Linked DNA regions of Mus musculus: region 2 is linked to region 1. Evidence: chromatin loops called from intact Hi-C (ENCODE). Cell type or tissue: heart. All regions are shown on one strand.

Evidence for each region. Peaks named below come from ENCODE experiments on the same cell type or tissue, not always from the same donor. Only the 100,000 strongest peaks of a DNase experiment are listed, where the experiment ranks them.
Region 2: a loop joins it to region 1, with 2.1 times the contacts of the local background. A loop is called at or near these places in 3 of 42 quality-filtered maps.

Annotation. Positions count from the first base shown.
Region 1 is chr3:52,949,912-52,957,911 of GRCm38, forward strand. Gm30351 (a long non-coding RNA gene) reads left to right here. Exons shown (of 5, transcript XR_375652.4): 3 at 37-249; 4 at 2,897-2,986; 5 at 4,021-4,588. Gm30402 (a long non-coding RNA gene) reads right to left here and starts at 7,981. Exons shown (of 3, transcript XR_867282.1): 1 at 7,737-7,981; 2 at 6,428-7,628; 3 at 6,265-6,294. In heart, no CTCF peak of the experiment used is centred here; DNase peaks (open chromatin) are centred at 4,140, 4,930 and 5,920; H3K27ac peaks cover 3,372 bases.
Region 2 is chr3:52,440,985-52,448,984 of GRCm38, forward strand. No RefSeq gene overlaps it. Among named protein-coding and RNA genes, the nearest start is that of Gm38537, 22 kb to the right of the region's middle. In heart, no CTCF peak of the experiment used is centred here; a DNase peak (open chromatin) is centred at 3,057.

The DNA of each region.
Region 1 (8,000 bases):
TCTATCTCCTCCGACTAACTCTTATCTGTTTTGCAGGATTAGCAAGAAGAATCTACCCACATCTAGGGAGCAAGCCCTAGTAGACACTAGACTGGCTGACATGTTTCTTAAACTGAGCCATCAAGCCTCCAGCTATGTGGGAAAATACAGTTCTGCTGTTGAAGTCACCCAGTGCATAGTATGTGGTCACCACAGCCAGAGCTGGCTGGGGCAGAATTTACTGAGCAGTTTCTCTATGCCCACATTGGTGTAAGTGCTAAGGGTACAAGAAAAAAAAAGTAGAAGTTTTGCTTATGAGAGTCATATTCTAGCTTGGGCAACTGATACATAGCCAAACATTTCAATACAAATTGACCAATGCTTCAATAGACCAAAACAAGAAGCACCATATGTCCAAAGCAAGAGATCTTCCAATCTGTTATCACCAAATGACTGTTAAATCACTTGTGATTTCAGAATTTGGAGCTCCTAGGAAACAGTGGCTTTCCTTGTGAGCTTGGGTATTTTCCTATCATTTAGCACAGTCATTGCACTTACTCCTGGTACAATCAACCCTTGCCAGCCTTTTACTTCTAAGTTTATCATCTGTTGGTTTTGTTATCATGTTAAAGTTTATCATGTAAAAATTGGTTATGTATGTCAGTATAAAGGTAGATTTAACAAGGGCCTGGTGCTTGAAGCAAAAGAGAAAAACAAAACAAAAACAACTAGAAGTGGCTGTGTTCTATTCATATGATTAAAAAGTATGTACGGAAATCACAAGCTAATATAAGTAAGTCTAACTCTAGCCCAGTGCTTTTCAGATGAAGAGGCACATAGCCATCTTGATAAAAGGCACTGTATTGAAGTGAGATTCTTGTATGCTGTTGATGAGTTCTGGAATGGTTTATTGATCCCACACACTCGAGTTTTCATGTCTTAAGAAAAGATCTCAGTTCTCTTGAAACCATGACAAACCAGCCTGGCTATATTACATAACAGCTCCATTTACTCTTAGCATATAAGCATTGACTTAGCAATAATATAAACTATATGAGCCAGAGAGTCCCATTCGTAAGTTAACTATTTGGGTAAGAAGAAATGCCAGTACAAAGTCAATTAGTCAACAAAGTAAATTTTTTTTAAAAAAAGAGGCATGAAATACTTTATATCCATATACCCAAGAAATACTTTGGATATATGAAAATAACTTGGCTAATTGGCTATGGGGAAAAATTCAAGACTTCTTTCAAGTTGGTTAGCCATAATGACCAAGTTATTTAAGTGATGGGTAGATGAGTAGTGATGCTCAAAATATGTAGGAAAATGGTAGAATCTTGCAAGTCTAGTACAATACAGAAACTACAGCTAGTCCGATCCAATGTCAGCTGTCATGTGTGCTTCAACTGTTCTCAGATAGACTCACTGATGAACAAGCCGCTGGGCTCTTTCTCCCCTCCCCTCCTCCCCTCCCCTCCCCTCCCCTCTTTTCCCCTCCCCTCCTCTCTCTTCCCCTCCCCTCCTCTCCCCTCCTTTCTTCTCTCTTCCCTTCCCTTCTCTTCCTTTGCCTTTCCTCCCCTCCTCACTTTCTCTTTTTTAAACCATTCTCCTCAAAATAGACTCTTCCATATCTTTTGTTTATAACTTCAACCTTTCTCTATGATTGAAAACTACATCAACCAACCAACCAACATCTCCATTTTTAGTTACAAAGATTTTAAGAGAAGAAAAGATTTTTAAAATTACAACTTTTCACATGCTTATTCTCTAATCCTTTCACAGAGATTGTGTAGAATTTTTCTAGCATTGCATTGTGGAAAACACGTCAGAGCAAGATAACAGGGAAGGAACAGCTGTGCAGGCCCTCTCTGTGGCAAAAGCAAGGGAAACATGAATATTTTTACAGAGCAGCTGATTAAAAAAGGAAGTGAAAATCAAGTTTCCAGGAGAGACTGGATATGGACCTAAAAGAATTAACAAAACAGTATTTTCCAGTGTCTGTGCCTTGGAGGGATAAGACTCTAAATTCTCTTGTCCAAACTTGCAAGAACAAATACTCTTGGTAGCGTCAGGTAATGCACACTTAAGACCAAATGAGAATAGCTGGGGATGTGACTCAGTGATAGAGCATTTGCTTGGTGTACATACGCACACACACACATACACACAGACACACACACACACAGAGACACACACACATATACAAATAAGCCACTCTGTAGAAATAATCTATTAATGAGATTAGGCAGCTGAACAATGAGTTTGGTGATGAAGAATTATAAAGATTCAACAACTCATCACATGTACAAACAACCCTGAATAATTAAAAAAAACCACTATTGTGAAACAGGGCATTGGTCCATTCCCACACAACTCTCATGCAAATTTCTGTTTCCTTCACTCTCACACACAAAATCAATCCCCTTAAAGATGCCACCAAAGAGGTAGAGAATGGTCGCAGTGTGAATTTAAAGTTATATGCAAAGTACTTACATCTCTAACAAATGAACATTTTGACCCAACCTTGCCACTGTGACTTTTACATCTTCAAGTCAAACATTTCTTAAAATCAATAGCAAGAAGTAGAAACATAAGGATTAAGAGACGTTACAGTAGGACAGGAGGGGACAAAACAAATGTCAGTTTTAATTTGAGAGGACATTGCCATTACTTCTTTGTAAATGGTCTTTCTGCCCCTTCTGCTTATTGATAAGAAGGGGAGATAAAAATTGGCTAGGCAGCTTTAGGGTAAAAGAGCCCAAAGGAAATAGTTTTAGTTTTGTTTTGTTTTTGTTTTTTGTTTTTCTGTTAACTGAAATCCAGAAAAGCTCTTGGGCCCATGTTGGTAGCTTTATGCTTACTGGAGGCCAGAGATGCCAGGAGGAAGGTCTGGCTTTTCTTTGTCTTTCTTCCTTAGATGGGTACCTCGCTCCTGGAAACCATACTGAAGACCTGGCCACCTAGTGTGGAAACTGGACAGTTCATGATGGCTCCATTTCTTCATCAGGTAAAGCCTTGTTAAGTCCAGGACAGTGGCACTTGAGTGGCACCCACTCCCGGAGACCCCTCTTATGCACCAGAGCTCTGACTTTTTGCTTTGAAGATCCTTACAATAAGGTGCATCTTTCTAAAACTCGCCCACTGTGCTCTGAGAATTTCATTCTTCAAATCCAGGAGACAAGTGCCCAGAAGCCACTCACTCAGGGTGGTGTTGGCGTTGGCTCGGTCATATTGCTGGGAGCTTACTTCTCCCACACCCAAGTTAACCTCACCTAGAGCCAAGAAAGACTGTGTGGTTCTCAGAAATACCTCAGTGTTCTATCAGTTCTGTTCGTACAATGCATCTGCGTGGTGATATTTCACAGGCCCCGCTGACTACCTTCACTTCTTCAAGGCATTCTGATTTTTGCCCCTCAAAACTGCATCACTACAAATGGCTGGCTTTTGCTACTCATTCTCTGGTATCCCTGAGTATTTGATAGTGAACATTACCGGTTTATAATGTCACATTTTAAAATCAGTGGCCCCAAGCGTGGACACGTTATTTGTCCTCTGCATGAGAGTATCTTTGCTGACTGAAGAAACTACCTTTGTAAGGACGGAGAGAATAAGGACGTAAGAGAAAAGAATGACAAAGAAAAATGGCTCAGTAAATGGGACTTTAAGACATCTTTTTAGATCACATGTCCTTTAATTATTTACAGCCAAATCTTCAGAAAGCAACACATTAAAACATCAGTGACAATAACAGCCGACATGTAATGCTGCCAGACACCGTTCAGTGCCAGGTGTACGTCCATTCTCTTAACCTTCACAGCATCCTTGCATTCCCTACCCCTGTGTCTGTCTGTCTGTCTGTCTGTTTCTCTCTGTCTCTCAGTCTGTGTGTCTATCTCTGTCTCTCCCTCTATGTGTGTGTCTGTCTGTCTCTGTCTCTCTCTCTGTCTCTCTGTCTCTGTCTGTCTGCCTGTCTGTCTGTCTCTCTCTCTGTTGACTATCTGCAGAGTTAATCTGAATTTCCTTTTGGCTTATACTTCACAGAATTCCTATCAAATGGAGACTTGTGGATAAGGCAGATGACAAAGCCATCTGGCCACACTCTATATAAAGCCAAGCTTCTGACCAGAGGTTTCCAAGACATCGTCATCACCACCTCCCATCTCTGGAATGGCTCCAGAAGCACAGGTCCTACACAGGTCACAAGAGGATGATGATGATGATGATGATGATGACATCAGCAGAGGCAGTGGCAGCCACAGGGTGGTCCAAACAGGAGCAAACATCAAATATAATTTTCCTGATGGTGGGATTTTCTGCTTTGAAGGGTTCACAATCCTGAGTATTCACAGTGAGAGCTGAAATAAAGTTTTACCCAGGACCATCTGAAGGGACCAGGTAAAGATAGAAGGAGCAGTAGGATTTTCAATCTGTATGGTCTTTAGAAGAGCCACTGCGGTGGGAGAAAACGCTGGGCGTGGCACTTTGAGAAGAGTCCACATAAATGCACCTTCTCTCCAGTTCCCTCCCCAACACAAGGAATTCCACGGGAAGCTTACCTACGGACTGCCAATCCCATCTTTAAATGAATATATGCCCATGGATGAATAACCTTAAGTAAATATATTTTAAAATCTAAAGGGGGGAACTAAGTCAGGCATTTGCTATAAATCTTACTATGTGTCTTAATACCTCTGTGTCCTAAAGCAAAATTGCTGGGAGGTTTCTCTTCTGTAAAATGGGCTAACCCTTATAAGCTTGTTGTGAGAATGACTGCACGCGTAGATGCACACCACTTGATAGAGAATCCAGTTAAACACTAAAGCATTTGGTTAAATGATCTGCTAGCGTCAGTTCCTCCCACATCTGCCAATCCAATTAACCGCATCCTCTTGGCAGAGAGAGGGAGAGTACTGTGCTGAGATCAACCTGACCACCTTGCCTGGAAGGAGGCCCGTGTGCAGTAATCACCCACACACTTTTGCTCGCTCCGCTCCCTTCACCTTTGACCCAGTCTACTCACTCCGGTTCACAGAGTGGTGAGCCAATATCACAAAGAAAAGGGACATTTCCTACCTTTGAAAAGAATGGGCAGAGACCCAGCAGACTTGTGGTGCCTGCCATTTCCCATCTGTAAATTTCTCAAAATACTTTCCAGTAAACGATCTGTTGGGGTTCGCGCATCATGATGAATAACGTTAAATGTCGCAGTCATTGTGTGCCTTCTAAATACAATGGTTTCTTCAGAACATGCAGTTGGTAAATTATGAATGGGAGATGGTTTCCACCAGTCTTCTGTTTGCCACAGAGGCATTATAGAAATGTATCAACTCGTAAAAGCGTCTGCTTGATTCCAACAACAAGTGGACAGCATAGTCATGAGTGTCAAGTTCAGTGTCACCTCCAGAATGTGGAGTCCTTAAGTCAGCGGGCAGAGAGGGCAGAGAGTGGATCTTCCTGAGAGCACTTTCAGAAACCACTCTCACTTTCACTGTTTGAAATGTCACTATCACAAAGTTGAAGGCTACAGGTTCATCGTGAACGGGTCATCCGATCCACCATCCTAGTGGGGTGGGGTCATCTAACCCCTGGACCAACTCCTTACTCCCTGCCCACTCAGAAAAAATGCTGCGGGGCGGGGAGGTTCGGAGGGGGGGGCACTATTGTGAAGAGCCACATGCCTTTCCCCAGTCCTCCCTGTTCATCTTCCATTCGATGCCAGACTTATTTAAACAGGCCCAGCTGGGGCTGTGGCAGCCCTCTTTATCTGCCTTCACATTCTTTCCTCTGCCTATTCATGCTGCTAAGTAGGGCTGGACCGGCTTCCTGAAATCTCGTGGGATGTGGGGGCTTTTCTCCCTGCAGCAGAGCCTCTGAACCTAGTTGTTTTGGGTAACTAATTTCCTCCCTTCTTCTCCCTGGAATACACAGAGCTTCCTTTGCCCAGCGTGATAGCCACCACCCCCCAACCCCCCTTCGCACCACAGAGAAGTTGGGACTGAGGTTGGAACCTCCCAGTGCTCTTGAATTTCCTGCTGTCACGAAGCAGGATTTCCTGACTGGAGATGTATATGGTTGAGGCACAACGTGGCTCTATCCTGACCTCAGCATCCTCCTCCTCCTCACTGTACAATATATCATATTTATGTCCCACGGTGATGAGCTCTGCCCTTCAGTCTTCACTTTGAAATATCATTTCCTTCATTCCTCTAGGCTGAACAAACCACAGAGTCCTTCGTCCTCTACCTACCCTTAACCCTGGTTTTGATTCTAGAAGTGTTTCTTTTCGTGTGCTTTGATCTGTAATTGGAAGGATTTCTGTAAGTTAAAAAAAAAAAAAGTTTAAATAACTAAGGAAGAAAATATTGCATGAAGCTTAGTCCTGCTAAAATTTCCTCTTCTATTAAAAAACAGCAAATAACTAAAAAAATAAAAAGATTGGTAGAAATACCTAAAAGTGTATGCGCTCTTTTGTTCTGTTCTCTTTTGTAAGTGCCGCTGCATATCCTGACAACGCCCAGATGTTTCCTAGACACAGTCTTTCCAGCCTTGCTGTTGGGGCCGAGCCTCAGAAGGGCCCGTCAGTCAGTTACCTTCATTGCTGCAGCGTGGCACCCACGCTCTCATCAAGGAGCACGGCTCAGAGATGCCCATACCAGAGTCACAGGCTGAAGCGGTTGCACTTGGTCAAGAGCAATGCCGCTAGCTTGAGGCTGGGCTTCCCTCCAAGCTCAGCTGGGTCGGAGCAGTGCACCAAGTTCACTCCTCCACCGGGCAACGCTCACTCCGGAGTTCCTGCAAGTGAATGGGCCAGAGTTCTACGTGTTGAAGACAACTCTTGTTCTTAAGCACATCTATAGACACCAGAGCGCCCTCAAGGGGAACCTAAACACTGGGGGCTCCCGAGCCACCTGCCTCAGCAGATGCCCGTGGTGGTGGGGCCAATTTTGAGACCCCAGTTCTGTCCTCTTAAAGAACTTATTTGGGTAGCCCTCCAATCGTCCCTTGTATCTCTTGGTCTTCACTAAGAACCTTATCTTCATCCAAACAGGTTTTCTTAACTTTGATCCTAAGGGAATAAGGGTTTGGAAATCTCCCCGAGGGTATCCAGGCATTGGCTTCCAAGAGACTAACACCTTCCACTAATTCCAACTCACTAAATGGCCTCCTTGTTCTAGATGAGGAATTCCCTGTGCGCACCCTGCTGAATCCGATGCTCACGGCATCCGGTGCAGAATGAATTTCTGTATAAGCCAATAGGATGGATCTGCTGCTCCTTGGTCATCTTGCCTTTCCAGGTAGCATGAGGCTACTCTAACTCACAGTTGGATTTTCCCCAACGATTCCATCCTTTATTGATAAAATTGCCAGCTGTCGCTCATAGCTCTTCTCTTTATCTGTGGTCTCTGTTACAAATACCCGAGATAAACCAACTTGCAGGAAGGAGGAGGGGCTTATTCCGGGTGGTGTTTCCAGAGGCTTCCATGAATGGTTCTGTAGTGTTCTTGCTCTGGGCATTTGGTCACATCCCATAACACACCATGGTGGAAGCATACAACAGAAGAAGCAGCCAGGGTCCCTAGACTCTCTTCAGAGGCACTTGGCTCCTTCTACTAGGTATGATTTAAAGGCCTATGGTCTCCAAGCACCACCTGTGGTAATTAACAGCACATGGTAAACAGGGAGATACTCAATGGCACCTCCTTAGCATCTGCCTCCCTTGAAAGTTCCTCTCCAAGCCAGTCCATCTCTAAACGTACCCAGAGTCCTGACGGCTCCAACACTGAAAAGTCCGAGTGCAAAGTCTCCTCAGGGGGACAAAGAAAATCCTTAGCTCTTAGCCCCTGAAAAAAAAAAATCAGTAGAGCAGGTTATAAACTTTCCCTACAAGGCAGATCAAATGTCTCCATTCCAGAGGTCCCCAATAGAGGTATAAACACCACCACAGAAGAAATACTGAAGAATATTGTTTCAAGTCTGTCACACGGGCTACAGGAAGGCAAGTTGTGAGCTCCAAAGGGCTT
Region 2 (8,000 bases), 510 kb before region 1:
CACACCAGGAGAACATGGCCCACAGAATCAACTGACTGGGACTCATGGGAACTTGCAGAGACCAGGGAGCCTGTTAGGGGTCTGACCTTGGTCCTTTGCATATACGTTATGGCTGAGTAGCTTGTTGTTCTTTTGGAAATCAGAACCGTAGGAGTGGAAACCATCTCTGACTCTTTTGCCTGCCTTTGAGACCCTTCTCCTCCTGGGTTGCCCTGTCCAGCCTTGATGTATGTTGGTACCTATGATGGTATGTGCCTGGTCTCTTGTAGCTTCTTATGTCATGTTTGATTGATGTCCCTGGGAGGTCTGCTCTTTTCTGAGGGGAGGCAAAGTGGGGGAAAGGGAGGCTGAGGGGAGCAGAGTGGGGAGGGAAAACTGCTGTTGGGATGTAATATATGAGAGAAGAATACATTTAAAAGGAGAAGAAGGAAGAGAAGGAGGAAGGAGGAGGAAAGGAGGAAGAGGAGGAAGAAGTGGAGGAAGAGGAGGAAGAGGAGGAAGAAGTGGAGGAAGAAGAGGAAGAGGAGGAAGAAGTGGAGGAAGAGGAGGAAGAGGAGGAAGAAGTGGAGGAAGAGGAGGAAGAGGAGGTGATGGTGGTGGAGGAGGAGGCGGAGCCAGTGAGGGTGGAAGACAGCAAGGAAACATTGCTTTCCAGACACAAGAGGACTGATACGCATAAGAAGTCACAGAGACGGTAGCAGCATGCACAGGGACTGCACAGGTTTAAGCCAGATGTGTCCCAACACTGAGAAGGGGGCATGGACACACGACACTATCCCTAACCCAGAGACTTTCTCCATTTGCGAATCATTCACAAAGGAAGATTAGTTCTCTCCAATGATAGGTTAGTTTTCTCCAGTGGAGTCTTCCTGGGTACACAAACCACACAGAGAGGCAGGCACCATGAGGGAGTCAGCAAGTAGATGACCAGCACAAAACAAACTAATGGTGGTATTGGAGATTTTTTGTTTTATAATGTGGTGTTTGGGATTTTTTTTCTTGTTACCATGGCTTCCATTTTGTATTTATGGGTTATTGTGCTCTTTTTTTCTTCTCTTTGTTTTATTCTGATGTGTTTCTAAAGAGATAGAGGAAGAAGACATGAAGTTTGAGGATCTGGGAGGAGATGAGGGTGGGGAACCATGATCAGAATATGTTGTATGAAAAAATTATTTAAAAAGTATTTACTGAATATTTATCCATTGAAAAAAATATGAATGAGATTTCTCATTTTCAATTTAATTCATTTTTGTTTGTGTTCTTAACCAAGAAATGAGTATTTGATTCCTACTGACATCCATGACTGTGATTAGGTCAAAGTGTTTACTTTACTCTCGGGCGCTTCCGTTCACTGTGAGGGAGACATCAAATCTGCAGACATCCATTTTAGAGCAGAAAAAAATCACCAAGGTAATTCTGTAGAGTGATGGAGGAAGGGATTCTGGGTAGCCACAACATCAGTGCAGGCCTGGATGGTGAGGAGGAGGAGGAGCAGGAAGAGGAGGAGGAGGAGGAGCAGGAAGAGGAGGAGGAGGAAGAGAAAGAAGAGGAGGAAGAGGAGGAGGAGGAAGAAGAGAAGGAGCAGGAAGAGGAGGAGGAAGAGTAGGAAGAGTAGGAGGAAGATGAGGAGAAAGAGGGGGAGGAAGAGGAAGAGAAGGAGGAGGAGGAAGAAGAGGAGGAGGAGGAGAAAGAGGGGGAGGAAGAGGAAGAGAAGGAGGAGGAGGAGGAGGAGGAGGAGGAAGAGGAGGAGGAGGGGGAGGAAGAGGAGGAGGAAGAAGAGGAGGAGGAGGAGGAGGAGGAGGAGGAGGAGGAGGAGGGAGTCAGCTAAACCCAAACTGAAGAAGCCTTGGATGGGAAGATCTAAATGAGGGGAGCTGTTCCCAGGAAACCATACTGCTACTAACTAAAATAAAATACTACTAACGGGGTTAACAGGGTGGTTTGAAACAACAGAAGTGTATGGTCTCCTTGCCCTAGGGCCCGAGCTTCCCCATCAAGGCTGAGCAAGGCTGCAGACATCTCTGATGCTACTTGCCATGAGGAGGTCTGCTTTTCTCTTCATGTGAGGTCTTCCTTTTTAAGGACACTAACTATGGGCATAGGCACCCTTCCACGGCAGGGCTTTACGTTCATCACCTCTGTAGATCCTTATTTTCAAATAAAATTAATTTCTCAGGCACTAGGGACTACGATCCCAGCACATTTTGGGGTGGAGGACGGATACAGCTCATTATATGACGCCACCATTCCTGGATGTACTGAGATGTCTGTAGTACACTTGCTCATATAAATTCATTTGTTTTGTTTTTCTTTTACTCTATTTTTAGCACATATGATTAGATGTAAACATATATTATATATTATAACTATTATATCATATAACTATATATTATAAACTATATATTTTAAATAATATATAAAATTACATATTATAAATACATTTTATACCAAGATAAACAAATACATTTATATATTATATTATTGATATTTAAATATTATTTAAAATATTTTATAAATATATAGTATATAAGATGTTGTACATATTATATATATTTATTTCATTTTCACTACATAGAAAGCCTCTGCATCGCCAATCCACAGCCCATAGATCATATGTACCCTAGGATAATTTTACCCCCTAAAAATGTAAATAATATATATATTTTAAGCTTTATTGTGTCATTCCTCTTAAGTGTGAATTCTGTATTTGACACCTTGTCCTAGCTGACAGGAAAAGTTGCCAACAAACCCAGACGTTTCCTCCCTACCCGGGAGACCACACTGACTGCAGGCAGTGTGTTGTTCATTCATGTCTCCAGTGAATCTAACAACAATGAATCCTGAATATTTAAAGGGGCTGGACAAGTGGCCTTAAAAAAAAGGTAGGCTTTATTTCCTTTTTGGAACACTCTGATCAAAACAAAGTGACTAGGCAGCATATGGTCACAATAACAGGTGGCTCTGGAGGTCCCCTGTGACTTGTTGGCCTGCAGAGCCTGGCCTCCTTTGGGCCTTGGAGGAGAGCCGTGTTGTGCTGGAGACCTGCACAGAGGCTGTGGCGCACAGGGAGCCAACAGAGCGTGTCTGCAGCTGGCCTTGCCTGCACTTGACTCATAAGTGAGTTACAGGGAAGTGGAGACAATGCTGAGAAGAATGTGGGGGAGAGAGCTGTTGGTGGAAGGAAGTGAGACTGGTCAGGGCTTCCCCCCAGCTGCTCACAGGGTTGTGCTCACTGAGGCATGCCTTTCTCCATTGAGCTCAATCAAAGGTGAATTCAATTCGTCACCCATAATGAAGACTCTATAGATCCTCTCCCCCCAAGACTGGAGCTCCCTTGAGTTGGAGTGCACGGCCATTGTCGGTTACGTATAGTAATTACTTTATTTATTTTTGAGATAGAGTCTGACTATATAGTTCCTGCCGCCCTAGGGCTTGCCATGTAGCCACCCTGGCTTCATCACTCAGGGTCTTCTTGCTTCAGCCTCACAGATGTTGAGATGGCAAGTTTGTACTGTCACAACCCTTTTAAGGTCTTTAAAAATCACTTCCCTTTTGCCAAGACCACGTTCGATTTGGCACAGGTGATCTGAGTTGTTGTCTCAGTGCCACACGCACTACAATTATGACCTGGTGGAAGTCACCCGACCACAGGTCACATCTGTGAAATCGGGTCCAGAATGCTTTCTTCCACATGTTATAAAAACCAGACCTGAGGTCTGTCTGGCAGGGGATGGCTCAGCTGGTCAAGCTCTTGCCTGTCCCAGACACATGAGGACTGGGTTTAGTGTGTTGACCACATATGGGTGGTGTGGAGGAGAACTTGCAATCCTAAGGCTGGGGAAGCAGAGACAGGAGTTTCCTTGGGGCTGCCTAGCTAGCCACTCTAAGTGTGAGATCCAGACCAGAGAGAGCCTCATTTCAGAGAAGGCGAATGGGCAACTGAAGACGATTCCTGATGTTGTCCTCTGGCCTCTCAATGCACACATATCCATGCACATGTCCCAGCACACACATGCATTTGCACACACGAGGGCACACATACACACTCAAAGGGGAGCACCCACATGCATTCAGAAATCAACTCTAGCACTGAACAGGAGTATGATGGTTGAAATATAAGAGATCTATAAACTGTCTATACTTGAATGTTTCACAGACCTGGCCAAAAACACATTCAAGCAAATATGATGGATAGAAATGGTTTTGCTGTAAGTAGGGTCTGGTTTTGCTTTCTCATCAGGACTCAACATTGGCTAGGCCAGATGCCACATCATAAGGCATAGTGGCTGGCATGTGCAAACTCCTCCACACTCACCCCCCAACTTAGCATGGTTGGATTTATGACTATTCCACTTTACAGGGGGTGAAAACAATTGAATATTCAAGAGAAACTTCGAACTTTTTGAATTTTGATATTTTTCCCCCATAGGTGATAGTGGCCTTTAAGGACTCAGGGGCAGGATGCGAACCAAATTAGGCTCATATTCTGACAGAAGAGAGGTAGTAAGTAATTGTCATAGAATGAGTGTGACTGTGGTTGGTTTGGGGAAAGCTGACACAAAATTACTCTTCGTAAGTGAGCTTTGGAGAGAGAGAGAGAGAGAAAGAGAGAGAGAGAGAGAGAGAGAGAGAGAGAGAGAGAGAGAGAGAGAGGGAGAGGAGGCAGGATTGGGCTTTAAGGTGGGAAAGCATTAAAAAGGAATAGTATAATAGTATATAATAGTATAATATAGTATCAGTGACAACATAAGGAAATCTTGATGGGAAAGAGAGGCTTGCCGTCAGGACCTCTAGAGGGGCTTCATTAAGAGGGATAGCTTAAGGTAAAAGTTACCATGGGGAGGGTAGCAGGGTAGGGGGTAGAGGAACCCAGAGGAGAACCTTCAACGAAATCCCCAAACAAAGGAAAGCATTTTCTATCCTTTCAGGAGATGATGAGAAGTTCCACCCCATGTGATTCTTGTCTGGGACAAAGGATGTTGAGTGACCGGGTACTGGGCAGTACCAAACATTTGGTACTGGGAAGCAAAACATGGCTTCTGGATTCGCTGTCCCAGAAAGAGAGAGGCACAGGTCGGGGGCATGATCGGTTTCTTCAGCTGTGGGATCCAGCTGTTTAGAGTTACTGGTGTCTTCAAGTGGCAGGCCCATGATCCAACAGTAATTGCTAGTGTGGCTCATGCGCCCCAATTGGAAAGCTCACCTGGGATTCAGTCCTCTGGTTTGCCTCAGTCCCCTATAACTCTAATTTTTTCAAATCCTATTTTTAATGATAGTTCTTAAATCTTTAACCCCCCTTTGTAGCTCACCACCCACCAGACATAGTGGAAAAGAAAGGATAGGGTGGGGGGGAAGTGGACCTGTTTAGAAAGGTCCTTTGGTGCAACTCCCGTCTGTGTTGTCTGGAAATTGGCAGTTCAGTTTACAGGTCAGCAATGGCAGCTTGATCCATTCGCAAAACCCTTCAATGGATATACCAGAGATCCAGTTAGGTAGTGTCAGGTTAGTAACAGTGGTGAAGCAACCTAACAGAGACAGCCAGGCCTGTCTCAGCTTGAGTCAGCAGGAGGGACTAACAGGAACATCAGGAACGATTTTTAGCTGTGCCCCTCTCAGGGAAGCAAAGATCAGGGAAGACTCAAGACTCACAAGTGTTGCACAGCTGGCTGTACCAGCAAGCCAAGCTCTGTCTCACTCGGTGGAGTTCTATTTATCCCTTCCAAACATGCCCTCCACGTGCCTGGCCTCAGCACAGGTCTTGCCTCAGTACAAGCATCCAATCAGCTTGAGTCCTCAGAGTCCTGACAAATGCAGCTCAAACTATGCAGTGTAAGGTGGACCAACATGTGTGTTGTTAGCAAAGACTCCTTCATCACGTGTCCTTTTGAATTTGCTTTAGCAGAACGTCCTGTCTCTTGTGTCTGCTTCAGTGAAACGTTCCCTCACGAGTCTGCCTTAGCCTTTCACCAGTGTCCACTTCAGGAAAGGACTCCTTCATGTGTTTGCCCCAGCAAAACACCATCCAATACAACTGATTCTCCAAAGAACCCTTAGGGCTCCACTTCAGTCCTCGTTTCCTCCCTAGTAGGAACATATTCTTCATAAATCAAAGAAGGTCTAGACAAGCTTTGACATGCCCAAGCTAGACATCTGAGGGTGATTTCTTCTGAGGATGGGCTAAAGCAAGGAGACTCATTGTAGTCTAGATGGGAGTTTGTGAATGGAGGCTGCTGTGGGGGATGCTGAGGGTATGTATGCAGAAGGAGGAGGAGGAGGAAAAGAGGGAGAAGAAAAGAGAAGGAGGAGGAGGAAAAGAGGGAGAAGGAAGGAGATGGAGGAGGAGGAGGAAGAGAAGGAGGAGGAGGGAGAGGAGGAGGAGGTGGGGGAGGGAGGAAGCAAGAAGCAAAGAAGAAAGAAGAAAGACTTGGGGTTGTGCCAGACTGGAGGGCCAGATACAAACAGTGCAGACTGACGGATGGGTTTTCCCTATGAACCCACACTAGCTGAGCACCAGAGAGATCACTGTGTTAAGTACAGCGGTGCCCTAGAAGGGGCACTGCCATGGCTGCCTTGAAACTTAGTGTTGAACAGTGTGCAGCAGATCACTGGTTCTCTTCTAGTAAGGGAAGAAACATCTGGTGCCACTAGCACCCACATCTTGCAGAGGAGGTGATTAAAGAGTACAGGGGTTGCATGGCTAAAGATGCCCCATTAATAAACAGTTACCTCCTGTTCCCAGGGTCTCTTAGCAGGATTCATCAGTGCCACATGTATGTTGTGAGTGCCTGCAGACTTCATACCACGGCGTCATGAGCTCCTCAGCTGGGTTCATGCACATGACACCCAGCAGGCAAAGCTGATGCTCAAACTGTAGATGGGTTGAAGTGGGCTAGAGGAGTTTACACTGTATTGGAGCATTCTGTTTACAGTTGGCTTCTGGACGCAATGGTCTGTGGTCTCTGCCACTTGAAACCATAAGCTTTGTTGGGGTTAATGCCCTGCTTGGTTTGAATAGAAGAAACTGCCCTTGTGTTTACTAGGGGGTAAAATGTATGAGTTTCCTTTTGAAAAGTCATATCCACTCCACTCAGTTTCTATTGATGTAATTTTTTTTTAACCATCTTTTTCCTGCACGGACAACTTGGCTTTAAAAGAAATGCAATACTATGTAATTACTGAATACTGGCAGGAGCCCTAGGCAGCCACGTGGTCCCACACATGTGCCTCTTCTCAGGGGGCTCTGGTCAGCATTTCCAGTGAAACAGTTCTGAGAAACAGTTATTCAAATAACACCACCCTCCAGAGAATTCCTCCTGGTTCAATGGGAGCTAGGGGAATATAATTGAATATGGGTTTGGATTGGCCATTTGAGATATTAGAATTTAGAGATTTGGGATATCAAACCACCTCTTAGGATTCAGATGGGAACAACAGAATAAAACATCATGAAAGTATCACATAGTCCACATTTAGATATGTGTGATGAATGTCGATTTTATTCTCCTTTATTAGAAGGCAGAGCTTTTTTTTTTCCCCCTTCAATATGAAAAAGGAAAAAGAAAAGTGTCTGGGAGTGAAGGTCTGTGTGTGGTCTCTCCTCCAGGCTCCTGAATGATGCTTGGGGAACTTAAAGTTCCCCAAGTGAGGCTCATTACACTGGAGACAAATGCAGCCCAGACCATGGGGGATAGGAGAACAGAGAGTGGAGAGCCTTCCTGTTGAACTAGCATATCCAGTTAAGAAGGCAAGAGTGTGTAAGCAAAAGGTCTTTCTCAAATGGTGTCACCACGTCATGATGCCACCCTCCTAAATTCATTTTTTAATATATTTTCTGCTTATTTCATTTATCATTATTATTAGTGTGTATCTGCATGTGTATGCATATTCATGTGTGTGTGTGTCAGGAGGATGCATTTGCCTGTTGGTGTTCTTATGGAGACCAGAGGTCAACATCACCTCTGCTATCACCTTTTATCTCATTTCTTAAGACCTGATCTTAA